Linked DNA regions of Homo sapiens: region 2 is linked to region 1. Evidence: read pairs that join two places in POLR2A ChIA-PET (ENCODE). Cell type or tissue: OCI-LY7. All regions are shown on one strand. Each heading gives the region's core, and the rest is flanking DNA. Links, peaks and the distances in the headings are about the cores only. Region 1 overlaps PCMT1 (protein-L-isoaspartate (D-aspartate) O-methyltransferase). Region 2 overlaps PCMT1 (protein-L-isoaspartate (D-aspartate) O-methyltransferase).

Evidence for each region. Peaks named below come from ENCODE experiments on the same cell type or tissue, not always from the same donor. Only the 100,000 strongest peaks of a DNase experiment are listed, where the experiment ranks them.
Region 2: POLR2A ChIA-PET joins it to region 1 with 6 read pairs; 7 of 35 experiments call an interaction of 5 or more read pairs at or near these places.

The regions. Positions count from the first base shown.
Region 1 is chr6:149,755,093-149,759,493 of GRCh38, reverse strand. All of the region lies in intron 1 of PCMT1 (protein-L-isoaspartate (D-aspartate) O-methyltransferase), which reads right to left. Among named protein-coding and RNA genes, the nearest start is that of PCMT1, 7.6 kb to the right of the region's middle. In OCI-LY7, for the core only: no CTCF peak of the experiment used is centred there; no DNase peak of the experiment used is centred there; H3K27ac peaks cover 985 bases.
Region 2 is chr6:149,808,874-149,813,274 of GRCh38, reverse strand. It overlaps PCMT1 (protein-L-isoaspartate (D-aspartate) O-methyltransferase), which reads right to left. Exons shown (of 8, transcript NM_001360452.2): 8 at 1,856-2,659. Among named protein-coding and RNA genes, the nearest start is that of RAET1E-AS1, 52 kb to the left of the region's middle. In OCI-LY7, for the core only: no CTCF peak of the experiment used is centred there; no DNase peak of the experiment used is centred there.

The DNA of each region.
Region 1 (4,401 bases), core at 228-4,227:
AAGAAAGAAAATAAGCTGCAGATAGATTTCAAGTCATATAGAAACTTTCTAAGCTTGTTACAAGGTTACATCTAAATAAAAGAAATATTACCTTATTATATTAGTTTATAAGACTTGGATAGCTGTTAACCATCTACCCCACATTTCTTCTCTGCTATCAACATGTCTGGAAAAACAATAAGAAATTAACAAAACTTTCACCTTTTTCTTCCCATTCAGAATGATTAGGCATGATAGATGCTAAGTAGAGGCTGAGACACTCCCAGGTACTTTCTGTACTGAAAAAATGTGAAAGGAATTAGTTTTAAATTCACAACATGGCCGGGCGCGGTGGCTCACGCCTGTAATCCCAGCACTTTGGGAGGCCGAGCCGGGCAGATCACGAGGTCAAGAGATTGAGACCATCCTGGCCAACTTGGTGAAACCCTGTCTCTACTAAAAATACAAAAACTAGCTGGGCATGGTGGCATGTGCCTGTAATCCCAGCTATTCGGGAGGCTGAGGTAGGAGAATCACTTGAACCCACAAGGTGGAGGTTGTCGTGAGCCGAGATCGCGCCATTGCACTCTAGCCTGGGCAACAAGAGCAAAACTCCGTCTCAAAAAAGAAAAAAAAAATTCACAATATAATTAAGGAAGAATTTTATGTGATGGCAAGTTACGGTAAAGCATATTCTCTAAGTACCAGAGATTATTTTAAAATATGTACCTTCCTCTGCCAATCAATGGGGAAAAAAAATAAAATGGATCTTTCACTATACCTTAATAACTTTTAATTGATACATAGTATTTAGATGTTATTTCTCAAAGGATATGTTCCTTGGATTCCTTTACATCTCTAACAAACTACAATGTTATACAAAACCTAAAATGCAGGTAACATTAGAAGTTAATGTTAAACTTCTGTAGCTGGCTACTAAAACACATACACTCCACAAGTAATTTCATGCAATCCATAACACTATTAAAAAAAAGAAAAAAATTGGGCCAGGTGCAGTGGCTAATGCTTGTAATCCCAGCACTTTGGGAGGCCGAGGTGGGCAGATCACAAAGTCAGGAGTTTGAGACCAGCCTGGCCAACATGGTGAAACCTCGCCTCTACTAAAAAATACAAAAATTAGCCAGGCGTGGTAGCATATGCCTGTAATCCTAGCTACTCAGGAGGCTGAGGCAGGAGAATTGCTTGAACCGGGGAGGCGGAGGTTGCAGTGAGCTGAGGTTGCGCCACTGCACTCCAGCCTGGACGACAGAGCAAGACTCTGTCTCAGAAAAAAAAAAAAAAAAAAGAAAGAAAGAAAGAAAAAAAAAATTGGTTGGGCGCAGTGGCTCACTCCTGTAATCCTAGCACTTTGGGAGGCCAAGTCGGGTGGATCACTTGAGGTCAGGAGTTTGAGGCCATCCTGGCCAACATGGTGAAACCCCATCTCTACTAAAAGTACAAAAATTAGCTGGGTATGGTGGCACGTGCCTGTAAGTCCCAGCTACTCGGGAGGCTAAGACACGAGAATCACTTAAACCGGAGAGGCAGAGGTTGCAGTGAGCCAAGATCACACCACTGCATTCCAGCTTAGGCAACAGAGTGAGACTCTGTCTCAAAAAATAAAATAAAATATTTTTTAAATCATAAAATCTAGGTACAAGGGACCACTGGGGAAAAAAATCACAGAATCTTGGATTTGGAAGGGTCCTTAGAGATCTAGTGTACATTCAAATCTGATGACAAAATCCCTTCTACAATATCCCTTACAGTGAAATGGTCAACCATTCTTTGCTTCAACATATTTGGTGACAGAAAACACTTTTTCAAAGCCAACTTTTTGATTGTTAGGATAGCTTTGTGAATACTTACTTATAATGAGCCAAAATCTGCCTCCCATTTGTCCTGGTTTGACCCTCTACTACATGACATTTCTTCAAATTTAAACACCACTGCTCCCTAAAGGTTTTGCTAAACCAAACCACCTCCATCCCTTCAAAGCACCATGTAAGATGCTGATCCTCTTGTTATCTTCATCACTCTTATCCAATAATCTTTAGTTTTACACTGCCACCCTGAAAGCATTTAACCAAAGCTAAATATAATATTAATAAAAATATTTTTGTAACAGCACAATCGAATCTTTCCCCTCCTACAGCCTAAGATCTCATTAACCAGAATGTAATACAGCCAAGCATCAAGATCTACTGCAATCCAAAAGAACCTTCAGTGATGGCAGATCTATTCTCTATCTGCACTGTCCAACAGGGTGGGCACTAGCTCCATGTGGCTACTGAGCTCTTGAAATGTGGCTAATATGACTAAAGATATAAATTTTTAATTTTATTTATTTATGTATTTATTTTGAGGCAGTTTCGCTTTTTCACCCAGGCTGGGGTACAATGGAGCGATCTCAGGTCACTGCAAACTCCACTCCCCGGGTTCAAGCGATTCTCCTGCTTCAGCCTCCGAGTAGCTGGGATTATAGGCTCCTGTCACCATGCCCAGCTAATTTTTGTATTTTTAGTAGAGACGGGTTTTCGCATTGTTGGCCAGGCTGGTCTGGTACCCCTGACCTCAGGTGATCCACCCACCTCGGCCTCCCAAAGTGCTAGGATTACAGGCATGACCCACCACGCCCGGCCAATTTTATTTATTTTTATATAATTTAAATTTAAATATATACATAGGATTTCAAGTTTACTTACTAGTACCTATCCATAAGACTGGTTTGAAATAAGTCAAAATGAGAAGGCCTCTGGACTTTGAGGCTCCAATTTCTTAGGATTTTACCAGCTGGTTCTATTTTTCCCATGTGCATACAAAAGTAGTGGAATATTAAGAGTAAATGCTGGCTGGGCGCAGGGGCTCATGCCTATAATCCCAGCAATATTGGAGACTGAGGCGGGTGGATCACTTGAGCCCAGGGGTTTGAGACCTGCCTGGGCAACATGACAAAACCCCGTCTCTACCAAAAAAAAAAAAAAAAAAAAAAAAAAAAAAAAGCCAGTCATGGTGGTGTGCATCTGTAGTCCCAGTTACTCGGGAGGCTGAGATGGAGGAGTCGCTTGAACCCAGGAAACAGAGGTTGCAGTGAGCTAAGATCACGCCACGGCACTCCAGCTTGGGCGACAGAAAGAGGCTCTGTCTCAAAAAAAAAAAAAGGGAAAGAATAAATGCTCTTTTCTACTAGCAACACCTACTAGTGGCTAAGAACTGGTGCTGTAGATAGAAAATAATTTCATTATTTACAAAAGTAAATGCTTTTAGGATATAAAAACTACAAATCATAATTCTTGCATATTCAAATGCCTACTAAAAATCTCGACTTAAATGTCTTATAAGAAAAGCATTCCTCAAAATAATCTGATCTCCCACAGTCCCCTCCTCACAGAATAAACGTGGCTGCTCACTCACTCACCATTTCCAATTTAGAAAATGGCAAATCATTCCAGTTGCCAAGGCCTAAAACCTTGGTGTTGGATCCTTGCCTCCAATCTTTTCTCCCAGATCCTAAATCCAAATCTGGAATTCGCTATTTCTTCTGCCTGGAATGCTTATCCCAAGTCTACCTGCGTGATATGTGTCTACTCCTCCAGCAAATCTTTGGTCTAATGATACCTTACTGAGGCCTTCTCTACAACTATAAACCTACTGCCCCACACACTCTGTCCTCCCTCCCTACTTTGTCACTTATCATGTGACATACTATACTTGGCTGCTCCCATTAGAAGCTACAAGAGGGAGTGGATGTTTGTTTTGTTCACTGCTGTATCCCCAGTGCCTGTCATATAGAAAGCACTAAAATATCAGCTGACTAAATGACAAATTCCATAAACATTATATATGTAAAATGACAAAATCAAGAATGCAAAAGAAACATAAGTAGAAACAATTGATCATTAGGGGAATGGACTGAATTATTTTTACAAATAAAAATAGATAAAAGAACAATTGCTTTCAGTGGTCAGTACAGTAGTTTCCCTTTACCCACAGGAAATACGGTCCAAGACCCTTAATAGATGCCTGAAACCGCATACAATACCAAAGCCCATACAGCCCATACAGATACTCAACATTTTTTTTTTTTTGAGACAAAGTATTGCTCCATCACCCAGGCTCGAGTGCAGTGGCATGATCTTGGCTTACTGCACCCTCAACCTCTCGGGCTCAAGTGATCCTCCCATCTCAGCCTCCCACGTAGCTCATGTAGCTGAGACTACAGGCATGCACCATAATGCCCAGCTAATTTTGTTTATTTTTTGTAGAGAAAATGACAAATGTTATTTTCACTATGTTGCCTAGGCTGGTCTCAAACTCCTGGACTGAAGCGATCCTCCTGACTCAGCCTCCCAAAGTTCTGAGATTACAGGTGTGAGCCACCGCACTCGGCCTTCCTTAACTTATAACAGGTTTATTATGACA
Region 2 (4,401 bases), core at 122-4,121, 54 kb before region 1:
CACACACACACACATCTTACAGAAAAAAAAACTCTTAGGCCTAGCTAAAATCCATTATTTCCGTTTCTACCCATTTATTCATGCTCCCTTAAAGCCCATTCCTGTTTATTCAACATTCTACAATTTTAATTCATAAACATGTAAAGTCCAAGAGCAGTGCTTGAACAATGCTGAAGGCATAGCACTGTCTGTACTAATCAGGTGGCACTTAAGTTTGTCTTGTCATATTTATATAATTGTCTCCTCAAACAGACTTCACACTTTTGAGAGTAAGGGCCCTTTTCTATTCCCAAAACCAAACATAGAGACTCATATATAGTAAAATGTTGGTAATGGCTATGAAAGACACAGACCAGTGGATACATTTAAGAATTAACTTCAGTTGTAAGGAATATCTGACCTTGGCTGGGCGTGGTGGCTCACGCCTGTAATCCCAGCATTTTGGGAGGCCGAGGTGGGGGGATCACAAGGTCAGGAGATCGAGACCACCCTGGCTAACACAGTGAAACCCCATCTGTACTAAAAATACAAAAAATTAGCTGGCGTGGTGGCGGGCACCTGTAATCCCAGCTACTCTGGAGGCTGAGGCAGGAGAATGGCGTGAACCTGGGAGGCGGAGCTTGCAGTGAGCCGAGATCGCGCCACTGCACTCCAGCCTGGGCGACAGAGCGAGACTCCGTCTCAAAAAATAAAAAATAAAAAAAAAAAGAATATTTGACCTTTACAACTATTTAAAATGGACTAGTCCTGGACCACAGGGATTCATGGCCTGAGTATGGAAGCAATTAACAGCAGCAAACTGAAGCCAACAATAAATTTAAACTCTCAAGTTTTGGGCACCAAATAATGCTAGTTTCCTGTGTCTAAGACCTTACCCAAGAAGAGGCACTTGTGAAAAGATGCATCAGTTTTAAAAGCCATTTTATTTATTTATTTATTTATTGAGAGAGTTTCACTCGTCACCCAGGCTGAAGTGCAATGGCGCGATCTTGGCTCACTGCAACCTCTGCCTCCCTGGTTCAAGCAGTTCTCCTGCCTCAGCTTCCCAAGTAGCTGGGATTACAGGTGTGTGCCACCATGCCCAGCTAATTTTTGTATTTTTAGTAGAGAGGGGTAGAGAGGGGATTTCATCATGTTGGCCAGGCTGGTCTTGAACTCCTGACCTCAGGTGATCTGCCCATCTCAGCCTCCCAAAGTGCTGGGATTACAGGCGTGAGCCACCGCACCCAGCCTAAAAGCCATTTGTAAAGAAGTAATATTTAAGACTTTTTTCAAGAGCTGGGGGGAGTGTTCACATGCCCACGAAGGTTCTTTGCCAGAATTACGCACCCACACATGCACCCAGTAGAAGGGCTTTGCTGGGAGTGCTGATTCTGCTCATTCTGGAGCTTATATTTCCTCAGTTCCAGAACTACTTCTTATAAAAGTTATAAATCACAACATTTAAATAAGATCCCAAAGTGCTACTGCCTTCTTAGAAATTCAGCTATAGTCATTATATTAATAAATCTTTGTATAGGTGAGAGATGGGTTTTGGTCTGTTCACCCTCAATCCTGTTCTTTCCTGACTTTAAGTCGATTCATTCACCACTCACTCACTCACCAGCATTTACTGTATAGCTACTACAGGGCAAGCCCTGGGCTAGGGAGTCAAAGAGAAATGACGACTGAAGTACGGTCCTGGCCCTGGAGCAGTGTAGTCACATTCTACAATGTACAGTTGGATTAATGCTAATTACTTACTCAGACTTCGCAAAAGGAAACAACCAGAGAAACAGTCTTTTTCCCATGATCGTAAACACTCCCTATCTGGTGGACTTGCTGTTCTTCCTTCTATATTCAAAAACAACCAATGCCTCTTTTACTTTTAACTTTATTTGGCAAAGCAGCACTGCATAAACTGTTCAAGAACTAGGACACAGCTTACACAGCATGTTAAGTTCATATACATTATCAGCAGCAAATTAGAAACAGAAAACCACACTAAACTACAAGTCTCCTATAATTTTGAGAGAGAGAGAAGGGAAGAACTAAGTCAGTTATGTCCAATCTGAACAGCTGAGTGTTTACAGGACATCACCTGCCATCTTATGGTTTAATATTTACAAATGCCTAGTTTTAAGGTAACAAAGCAGCTGATTGTATCTACAACATGCTATTCTATGACACCACATCAAAAGCTTTAAAAAGAAAGCTCATCTCTATTTTCTTAGTAGCATCTAACAGATATCCAAATACCAAGAATCTTAACTTGTGAATGGTGGTGTTATCCAATGCACAAAAGCAATCTGATAAATTAATATCAGAACAGAATTAAGTGTCCAAGAAAAGAAAAACCACTCCTCAAAATCAATTCACAAACTAAGTTTTCCATTTTACAGAACCCTTTCTTTTAATATTTCCAAGTAAAATATGGGCATGTTAAAGTAATATTACACAAATTTATACTTTGCATCCTTCCTCTACCAATTTGGCTCTGTGCCTCTTTGAAGAATCAGAAACCCTAAAAAAACACACATTTTCATGCTGAAAATAACAGTGTAACAAAGTCCAAAACAAGCTGTGATGGTGTTGGTTTTCAAAAAGCTTTGAGGACTGAGATGAGCAATCCACTGTAATTTTATACTGGTCAAGCTGATGTTGCTTTTACAATTCATCCCTGTGAGGAAAAAAGAGAGAAATACATTAGTAGGAGTTACACACTACCCAATTTGGCTTTATAATAGTTTAGACACAACTATTAAGTCAATAAAAATGCGCTGATCACCAAGCAATATATTTAAAAAATAAAAATGCAAACAACCCAAGTGAAAGCAACAGAGGGTCAGCCATTCCAAACATCTTCCATGCCACTCCAGAACCAAGTATGCAACCTAAAGGGCGTGAGTTCTTCATTTTTGATTTCTAAAAATAGATTTCTTCCTTCAATGTCAAAATTCAGAAAAAATATCTTTTAGATCTACGGTCATCTTTACACTATAGTAAAATGACAACTTAAGTGTTTTAGAGTTCAAATGAGTTGATAGTTACATTCACAAAATTGGACAGAAATGTGGTCTTTTGCTCAGAATGTCCACTAGCAATTGTGGAGTGGGTCAATCTCAACCCAAGCGCTCTGAGAGAAAAGGCATCATCTGTAGGTATAATATACCTGTCAGCTGATTTCATAAGGCAGCTTTATCAGCTCCAAAAGAAACCATTCACTCAGCCAGGTGCAGCACTGTACCAGCAACTGCCAGTGAGAGGAAGGAAGGAATAAAAATGCAGTCTAAAATAAACTGTATGGTATCTCAGTTATACCTCAGTAAAACTGTTAAAAGTGAAAAAATGAATAAAACCACGAGAGAAGCCCACAAGCCTCATAGCTGAAGGTAATGTGAGTGACAAAAACAAGAACTTTAGGGGTAAAGAAGCATGATATTGATAATTAAGTCTCAAGTGGTTTAAGAAAAAGGAAAAAAATTACATATATGTATATATAGAAAGAGGGGAAAGAAATGTAGAAAAATGATAATAATTGATGACTCTGGATGAAGAGATTTAGGAGTTATTTGTACTATCCTAGCAACTTGTTGGCAATAAAAATTAAAGTTAAAAGTTTTGAAAAAGTTGTTAAGATAAATTTGAAGGGAAGAAGAAATAAAGAGCTCATAATTTCACAAGTAAGTGGGGGTAAATTACTGGACAATTTTTTTAAACTAAATTTTGTAAATTGTGCAAGAAAATATTTTTAAAATCATTTCTCCAATAAGCTGCCTTTATCCTATAGTATTGGATTATCTATTAAATGACAAATCATAAGTCTGCTTCCTCTTAATATATTCTTCCAAATAACAATGTTATAATTCTCATAGAACAGCTTTTACTTAACTCATGCAGGCATTAAAATATTTGGTCAACAAAGAATTATTTGCAAAGTGCTCTATTCATAAAGTAAAATTCACTTCTGCTTTTTAGAATATGAACTGAAGATATTGTTTTTCTTGTTTTGGCTTTTTTTTTTTTTTTTTTTTTTTGAGACAGAGTCTCGCTCTGTCACCTAGGCTGGAGTGCAGTGGTGTGATCATGGCTCACTGCAACCTCTGCCTCCCAGGTTCCAGCAATTCTCCTGCCTCAGCCTCCCGAGTCGCTGGGATTACAGGCAGGCACCACCATACCCGGCTAAATTTTTTTTGTATTATTAGTAGAGACAGGGTTTCACCACGTTGCTCAGGCTGGTCTCGAACTCCTGACCTCAAGTGATCTGCCCACCTCAGCCTCCCAAAGTGCTGGGATTACAGGTGTGAGCCACCATGCCCAAGCCAAAGATATTGTTATTTTTAAATAATTTACTACAATTTGCCAGGGGCAGTGGCTCACACCTGTAATCCCAGCACTTTGGGAGGCCAAGGCGGGCGGATC